2 separate regions of the Mus musculus genome follow, and region 1 is linked to region 2. The links are chromatin loops, found by intact Hi-C in ENCODE. Cell type or tissue: heart. All regions are shown on one strand. Links, peaks and the distances in the headings refer to the core of each region. The heading gives the core; the rest is flanking DNA. Region 1 overlaps Capzb (capping protein (actin filament) muscle Z-line, beta). Region 2 overlaps Nbl1 (NBL1, DAN family BMP antagonist).

Region 1 (4,385 bases), core at 102-4,101, 150 kb after region 2:
AGGCCAGTCTGTCTCAGTGTCACAGTGCTCTGGCTCCAGGCCAAGAGGCCTGAGTTTCCTGACTGCCTTCACTCACCTGTGAAGCCGGCACCCTTTCCCCAGGACATGAGCCTGAGTGCTCAGTGCTCCTCAGTGCTCAGTACTCCTCAGTGCTCAGTGCTCAGCAGCAGAGGCAACGCTACTTACTTCCCTTTTCTTTTGGAATTGGTTTGCTCATTGAGTTGGCCTTTTTTGTTTTGTTTTGTTTTGAATTTTAAGACAAAGTTTCTCTGTGTCCTGGAACTCACTCTGTAGACCAGGCTGTCTTGGAACTCATGGAGTGTTTCTGCCTCCTGGAGATGCCGGAAACCTGTTCCTTTCAGAGAACTCTGCCTTTCCACCAGCCTCACAGAGTGAATTCCAGGCTCCACGGAGAAATGACCCTGAGTTTTGCAGGTGGGAGCTGACGCTGCAGACAGACGCACAGCTGAGGGTGACTCGCTCGGAGGCTTTGGTTCCCACGGGCTGTGTCAGGGAAAGTCAGTCCATCCATCTATGGTGGCTAGAGAGCTAGACAGGAGCTGCGTGCAGGTTGCTAAGTTTCCTCTGGGAGAAGCACATGGAAATTCCCACTGTTGGGTCACATGTCTAGGCATCATGGGACTCTTCTAAGCCTGTCACATTGGTGTGGTTTTGATAACCTCAGGTGGGTTTGGAGACATCAGGAAATAGGGAGATGGTTCAAGTAGTTGGCTGTTCTCAGCTGCAACCTCTGTGGGACATTGGATGAGAAGGCATCAGAGAGCAGGCTGCAAGGTGCTCCGGGAGGACCTCTTGACAGCACCTGTGGACTTAGTCTGTCCTTGTCCTTCTGTCCCTCATCTCACTGCAGCGTTAGGGAACCATTGCCCGATGGCACACAGTAAGGGGGTTGTGTGCAGCAGATGTTGGCTTTCAAGTCTATCCTCCTTAGTTGATGCAGAGTGACTTGGCACCTGAAGTGACACCCCTGCTTCCTAGAGACCGTTGGCAGCCCACATGGAAAGCCTGTGTCAAGTTAGACAGGAACCAGGAAGAATGGGCCCTGGACTGCCCAGAGCGTGTCCTGGCAGAGAAGCCATGTCCTTATGCCTCGCTAAGAGTTCTGCAGTGTGAGAAGGAGGCACTGTCAAAATGGCATTGCTTCTGCATCATGCTGCTTGCTTTAAAGGGTTCGTTCTTTCTAGAGCCAAGGTAAAGCAGGGAATTATTTCTTGCACATGAGGTGGCAGGCCATTCAGGGACCTGAGCTCCTTTCTTCCTGAGAGATTACCATCTTCTAGAGACATCTGCATGATCCAAGACAGTGCTAAATGGTTCCTGGTGTGTCACATGATGTTGATTTAGTCTGTTTCAAAAGATGTCACTGACCCATCCATGACAAGTTTCAGGGACCTTCTGCCCAAGTAGATGTTGTTTTGTTTCCTCAGTAGATTTTCCATGGAAACAAATGCCACCCTGAGGATTCACTGTGTCTGGGCCACTGTCATCAGTGTGCCTCCCAGGGACAGTTATTCAGTAGAAAAATCACTTTTCATTTTATTCAACCAAAATGCGCGTTTTTCCTGAGTGACCTGACATGGAGGCTGGGTTTGCCCTTCATTCTCTCCCAAATAGCCCCCAGCACAAACTGTTCTGTGTTCCAAGGCAAAAAACAGATTCTGCTAAACAATGCTTGTTGGGTCACAAGACCATCCTGGAGGCCAGTCCTGGTCAAGTGGGACACCACAAGTCTGTGGTGAGTCAGCCCAGCCTCCAGGCGCCAGCAGCTCACCCTGTGCAGTCTGAAGTGAGTATTCACTAAACCCCTCTGGAATGTAAACTAGCTCTGCGGGCTCTGTTTATATGCAGATGCCACCAGAGTCCAGATCTGCCCAACCAGTCAGGAGAACCAGGCCCCACTTCCGCCTGGAAGTCCTAGTAGTGTGGGCTCCTGGTTCTCCCTGGAGTTAGATACACCATGTTTCAAAGGATGCCCAGACTGCATGCACTCTGAGCTTTTCAACTCCCCTCCTGTCTGTTCTGCCCATTAACTACTGACTCTGCAGCCTTCTGAGCATGCCCGAGAAGGTCCCTTGATGGTCTCTTCTGCCCAAGGCTCATCTAGTGAGACTGCCCCCCAGTGGTCATTGCAAGAAACTGTGTGCTACTGCCATCCAACAAGGTTACCCAAGATTCCCTAGTGTCTCCAAAGTTCCTCCAGAGTGGCTTCTGTGGTCATCGGCTTAGGGACACCCTGGCCCGGCTTGGGGACACCCTGGCCAGGCCATTCTGACTCAGGGGCATGTATTGGTGTCGTCAGCGGAAGCCAGACGTACTGCCAGGGCTTAGGGGCCTATCTGTCTTAGAAGGTCTGAGCTGCTTTTCCTGTGGAGAGAAGCTGCCAGTCTCATCTATCCTCAGAAGTCACTCAAGGTCAGGCTTGCTGTAGGATTGCCAAAGTAGTCACAAGACGTACCCCACTTCTGAGAAGAAAGGGCTGTGGACACATGTGAGTCCAGTGGCAGAGAGAGACTGACCAGGCGTGCTGGATAGGGCAGAGTGCCGAGTTAGGGCTGGCTTTGGGAAATCAGTCTCCTGTGATACAGGTCGGTGCCATCCCTCTGAGCTCTTCCTACACAGGGCAGTGGATTTTACAGAGTCCAGAGAAGACAGCACACAACCACATGCCTTCCCCCTGACAAGAGACAAGAGCCACAGTGATGGGGTGATGGGGCTCTAAGCCTGGTCCACGCTAAGTGAGCTGCCTGTGAGTACCGGTCACTCATTACAAGGCCCAGTCACCTCCTACTCGAGACCAGCGCTCATCCCATCTCTGTGCTGTGCTGGCCCTCAAGGCGCAGCATACGGTCTCATCATCAGCCCTTCTCTTCCTTTTAGACTGTGGAGGTGCACTGTGACCCTGCAGGGCCCCTAAGGGATGCCTCAGGTACAGACTCACACACACACACACACACACACACACACACACTCACATGTCCCTGGGAGTCCTTTGGCTATAGTAGTCCTCTGAGCTTTCTGTCCAGCTTTATCATTGCTGGGGGAGTGTGTGTGTGCAGTGTACAGCGGGGGCTTATCACAGGCCAGCGTGTGCCTGGCTCTTGGTGTGCCTGCCTTGCTCGGGAACTGATGGTGTTTACTTTGCTCATGATTTCCCCAGGAACTTTGTCTCTGTATTTAGCAGGGCAGGTTGGGCTGTGTGCAGAAGACTGGATGACACTCGGGCCCTTGTACTCTCTCCTGTGGCATTTGGTTTGCCTCTTAGTTCTCACTTAGTGGACAGTATTTTACTTGTTGCCAGGTGATTTAGGCACTTTTGTGACTTTTTTAAAGTTATGGGGAAGCTAGCAGAAGCCACCCCTCCTGCCTTGGCTGATGGACTTCAGAAGCCAGCACCCGTATCCTTTCATGCCCTCCGCTCTTGTCCCACTGCGGTTTTTTTCCTAATTGATTTTAATTTTTTTTCCCCTGCACTGTAAGCTCTGTAAAGACCAGGGACTTTGTATTCACTATTGAGCATCAAAAACAGAGCTGGTTACCTAGGCAACAATAAATAATTTTTGAATGACTAATTGAATGGGCAGAGAGCTGTGGAAGGTGCGGTGGAATGGCCTTTCTTTGGCTACTTAATTTTCATCCCATCCCATGACCACCAGTGTGGTGGGAGGGAAAGTCCAGAAAGCTGGCTTTCTGAAGGAGGGCACTTGCAAGAAGCCATTTTAGTCAAGGGCTTACAGTTTGCAGAATAAGAAGTAATTTTGGGGAAGGGCAGCCTAAGAAGATGGGTACAGGACCAAAGGTAAACTGCTGTGTCCCTGTCATGTGTTCATGCCTCAGGCCAAGTTCAGGGCCTGGCCCAAGGTTGGCACTCCATGCCCAGTTATTGACTAGTGAATCCAGAAGGGTGGTTTTATAGATAAGCAGGGCAGAGGGACCCAGCTATGCATCTGCTCTTCAGGGGAGGAAGGAAGTGTCCATTTAGGAAGCATCTCCGAGGGTATACAGGCCACAACCAGGCACAGATTGAAGTCTCACAGACATCTAGCCACAGGAAAGACCTCCTCCTCTGCTGCACCCCGTCTTCACTTGCTCCTGTGGTCTTTCTTCCTAGTGCTTTATTTATGGGGCTAGAGAGCTGGCTTAGCAATTAAGAGCACTTGTTGCTCTTCAGAAGACCTAGGTTCTAGTCCCAGAACCTGCAAGGTGACTTACAACTATCTGTAACTCCAGTTCTATGGGATCTGATGCCCTCTTCTGGCATTCATTGGCACCAGGCATGGACATAGACATACATGCAGGCAATATATTCATACACATAAAATAAATATGTATGTGTGTGTGTATGTATGTATGTATGTATGTATGCC
Region 2 (4,385 bases), core at 198-4,197:
GAGCCATCTCTCCAGCCCCCTCTCTCATCTTCTTACACACAGCCCTACCCCTCCTACCCATTCCCCCGGGCATAGGAGTGGGTGTAAATTCTCTCTCTCTCTCTCTCTCTCTCTCTCTCTCTCTCTCTCTCTCTCTCTCTCTCTCTCTCTCTCTCTCCCTCTCTCTCTCTCTCTCTCTCTCTCACACACACACACACACACACACACACACGCACACACACACACTGTGCTCTTCTCAGGTCTTCAGGACCTTCAGGCTGGTCCTGGCTGACCTCACCATGCCAGACCCTGGTGCACCAACAGTAACTCTAACTGCCTGATCTGCCCCCAGAGACTTGGCTGATGTCCTTCCTTCTTCATAGAAAGTTCTGGCTCAACCCATCCTCCCACTGATTCCAAACTCTGCACAATTAACTTCTGGGCAACTTTTGGGTCTGAGCTCCATCCCAAGCTCCCGACACAGTGAGGCTTACTTTATAGCAACCCCCTTAGCACCCCAACTCTTGCCTTGTAGAGTTGTTTCCAACTGTCTTCCTCCCTCCCCCTCCTTTCTTCTACAGAGCATCTACTCCATGACCGCGGGCACAGGTGCAGGTGGGGCACAGGTGCAGGTGGGGCACAGGTGTAGGTGGAGCTCAGGTGTCTGATATGTTGGGAAAACTGTTCATGTGACAACTGCCCAAAGCAAAGGCACACAGGGCTTGAGAGCCTATGGCACAACTTGACTGGGTCAGAGGGTTTGAAAGAGTGCCCTGAGGAAATAATACTTGAGCCAAGAGCCACGAACCAGTAGAAGTTAACTAGCTGAAGAAAGGGGGAAGGTGGAGGGGTGGCAGTTCAGAGCAAAGCAAAGATCATATGCAAAGATCCTGGGGTGGAAAGAACAGAGCAGGTAAAAGGGCTAATGTGAGGTGAGTTTGGTACGTGTTAAGCTGTTGAAGAGGTGGCAGGTTCTAAGATAATGCCAGGAAACTGGTGAGCCCAACCAATAGGGCTGAGTGGGGCAGAGAAAGGCATAGATTCTGGTAACAGTGTGTGGAGACTGAAGAACTGTGATGTCTGTGACATGGGTGGAGCCTCAGACGTATCTAGAATCTTCTACAGGTTGGTGTCAGACTGAAAAGCCCTGGAGCAAGGACCCCATGCGTATCCCCAGCAGTAGAACTCTGCAGCCTGCACGCACGGTAAGTATCCAAGTCCTGCTGCTACAGTTCGGGGATTGGGCAGCTGTACTCACAATCTCCCACATGGACTGGGCCGGCATGCAGGAGTCACAGTGCACCAGGGACTCTGTGGACTGCGGGAAGGTGTTGGGGACGCTGTAACTGAAGCATTGTCCTAGGCACGCCCTGTGGGAGGAGATGTCACTGAGCCCCGATCTCCAGGGATGGGAAGTCTTCAAGGCTCCCTCGGTCCCTGTCCTCACCCTCCTCCTCCCTGCAGAGCCCACCTGTTCTGGATAGACTTGGCCTCACAGCCGCTGTGGCCCACAATCTGCGTGATGTTCTTGGCTTCACACCAGGCACTCTTGTCCGGAAACAGGGCCAGCTTGTTGATAGGTGGCGGGGCAGCCAGCAACATGACAGGGAGGACGGCCCCCACCAGGACCCAAAGCATTGTGCCCGTCACCTCCGGAGCCCTGGAACTAAACACAGGTGGCAGGTGAGGTGCAGTATAGCCTCGGAGGTTAGGTGCTCAGGAGCAGAGGTGCCTTCCAAACATGGACTCTGATCCCAAGAGTCAAAGTCAGATCTGCACATGTAGCCCAGGCTGACCTTCAATTAAGTCTGTACCCAAGGATGATTTTGCACTCCTAATTCTCCTGATCCCACCTACCCTATGGCCAGCTCCAAATACACCTCAGACCTCTCTAAACGTCAGAAGCAGCTATATGTAGCATCGCACCTGCCAGCGCTGGGGAGACTGAACGGTCCTCAGTAGGATAGTTACTAATGTCAGACTGGGAATGCCCCTCAGTGGTACAGTGTCTGCCTAGCTTGCACGACGGCTCTGGATCGAATCCCTCAAATTATAAACCCGAAGTAATCCTTTGATTACAGCCTTAGAGACGGCTGGCTATTGTCCATGCCTCCTAAAAAGACATCGATACTCAACTCTATACCACTCAGATATGTTTCTTCTTATGATTCTCCACCAGGGTGTAGCACACATCATTATCCCCAGACTATTTACAGAGTTCTCTGCTTCAGGAGTAAAACACTAAATTTCCCAGTCAGCCACTAGATGGCGCTGCAGGACAGAAGTCTGTGTTTAAAGGAAACACTCAGAGGGGGACTTCTGCCACCTTCCCCAACTTTATCTTCTGTAGGCTTCACCCAATCCCCTACCCCACCCCACACACACCTCAGAAATAGTGGACGGGGGAGTTCAGAGAGACCTATACCAAGGAAAGTGCTTCCAAAGGCTCCATCCCCCTGACCCCTCTGAGACAGGACACTGAAGAAAGGGATGGATCTGTCTGTCTAGTGCTTTGTGACCCTCCATCTTCAAGTCTCAGTTCCTCTCTACCTGTCCTCCACCTGTAAAATAAATGGCACTTTCACACCTGATAGTGTCTCAGAATTCCCTGGGGACTTACAGTGTGAAAGCTGCCAGCTGCGATAAGATTCACGCTTTCCCAGGGTGGTTCGGATAGACTCAGCCAGGGACTATACCCAGCTCAGTTGGGAACTGTGTCTTAGTTCAGTCCCCAGAGGGGCCTGGATGCGCTTGCCTGTGGGGCAGAGGAGCAGGGATGTATTCCTCTAGTCCTCTGTAAGCCAGGTACCAGGAGTGGGGAAGCAGGTATTTTGAAAAGTATCTATGGAGGGGACAGTGAGAATCCAGGGGCACTGAGGGAGTGGAACCCCAATAAGTTTCTGCTGTGATCTGCACAATCCAAACTCACCAACAAGATCTACAGCAAACCTATATTCTTAGAGCAAGCACACCCTAAAGGAACTGACTGGACTCCTTAACTGCAACTCAACAGCATCAGCCTCCTGCTCCCGATAGAGCCCCTGCATCCCCCTCCTCCCACTCCCAGGAACTAACCTGAGCCAATGTATGACCTTGGCCTTCTAAAGCGGTCCAGAACCCATAGAAAAAGACCAGAACTCCAGGGCCCTCCCTGTGCGGGGCTAGCCTCTCTAGGCATCAGAAAGTCCCTGCTGTGTCACCTGACTCTGTGACACTTTCTTGCTCATGACAGGCAGGAAGTGAGTAAGACCCAGGTAGGAAGGGAAGCAAAAGTCTCAGTAGGAGTTAGGTTTGAGGTTTGAGCTGAGTCTCAACAGCAGTCAAGATGGATTTGGGAGTCTGACTTGGACCCAGAACTCGGAGAGGGTGAGGCTTAAGGCTGCCACAACATGGGGACTGGCTAAAGTGAAGATCAGCCTGGAGGTTGACCACAAAGCTACCTGGAGACAGGATAAGGGGACATTTGCAGTGTCCCTGGCCCAGAGAGCAGTCTCTGTTGTTAGAGCTGGCAGAAGTTAAGGAGAAACGAGTCTTCCTTTTCAGATGGCCCATGGGGAACTAGGATTAGCCATACCCTTCAGAAGAGTGGTATGCCCCAACCCACCACACCCTGACCAGGGCCTGGCAGCAGAACACTGGGATCACCCTTGACCTCCCCAGGACAGCAGCCAGAACACCAGTAGACCAGCCCGCTGTCCCTGGAGTTCTCAGTGTTCAGATTCTGCAGCCTAAGAGCTGTGTGGCTGTAAGAAAGACTTCATCTCTCACAGCCTACTTCCCTGTGTAAAGGAGAAACACTGCTCCTTCCCAGAGCTGGCATGTTCCTAGGACAGTACCCAGCATCCAGCACCCATTATACAATACCCAACATTCAACACCCAGCAGCCAGCATCTAACACCCAGCACCCAGCATTCAACATCCAATACCCAGGACCCAGCATCTAGCACCCAGTATCCAATACCCAACATCCAACTCCCAGCATTCAGCACCTAGTATCCAACACTCAGCATCCAGCACCCAGTATCCAACACTCAGCATCCAGCACCCAGTATCCAACATCCAGCACTCAGCACCCAGCACCCATTCAGTAACCAGCATCCAGCACCCACCACCACCCTCACTTTCCAGGACCATGAGTAAAGCTGGGCAATGTGGGAAGGAAGGCAAAATTTGCCATTAGGAAAGCCCCTCCTCTACCGCTCACACCCTACCCAGAGACCATGGTGCCCTCCACCTGCCTACCACCGCATCTTCTGTTCATTTCACTTGTTTATGTTCTCAACCAGCAACTCAGTGGCTCGTGTCTGTCTACACAGTGGTTAGACTCTCCCTTCCTGGGCCCTCAGAGCCTCACCCAGCTTCTCATAGCTTCCACCCTGAAGGTCACACAGAGTGCCAGAGAGCC

What was found. Hi-C counts contacts between places; a loop is a spot of excess contacts. Peaks named below come from ENCODE experiments on the same cell type or tissue, not always from the same donor. Only the 100,000 strongest peaks of a DNase experiment are listed, where the experiment ranks them.
Region 1: it touches region 2 in a loop (3-fold over the local background); 7 of 42 quality-filtered maps call a loop at or near these places.

The regions. Positions count from the first base shown.
Region 1 is chr4:139,230,872-139,235,256 of GRCm38, forward strand. The region is part of intron 1 of Capzb (capping protein (actin filament) muscle Z-line, beta); the gene reads left to right. Among named protein-coding and RNA genes, the nearest start is that of Capzb, 40 kb to the left of the region's middle. In heart, for the core only: a CTCF peak has its summit at 2,152 (motif pointing left); DNase peaks (open chromatin) are centred at 1,014, 1,804 and 2,130; H3K27ac peaks cover 2,206 bases.
Region 2 is chr4:139,084,004-139,088,388 of GRCm38, forward strand. Nbl1 (NBL1, DAN family BMP antagonist) reads right to left here. Exons shown (of 4, transcript NM_008675.2): 2 at 1,451-1,645; 3 at 1,238-1,349. The coding sequence starts at 1,617. Among named protein-coding and RNA genes, the nearest start is that of Nbl1, 6.8 kb to the right of the region's middle. In heart, for the core only: a CTCF peak has its summit at 2,228 (motif pointing right); DNase peaks (open chromatin) are centred at 1,506 and 2,268; H3K27me3 peaks cover 2,401 bases.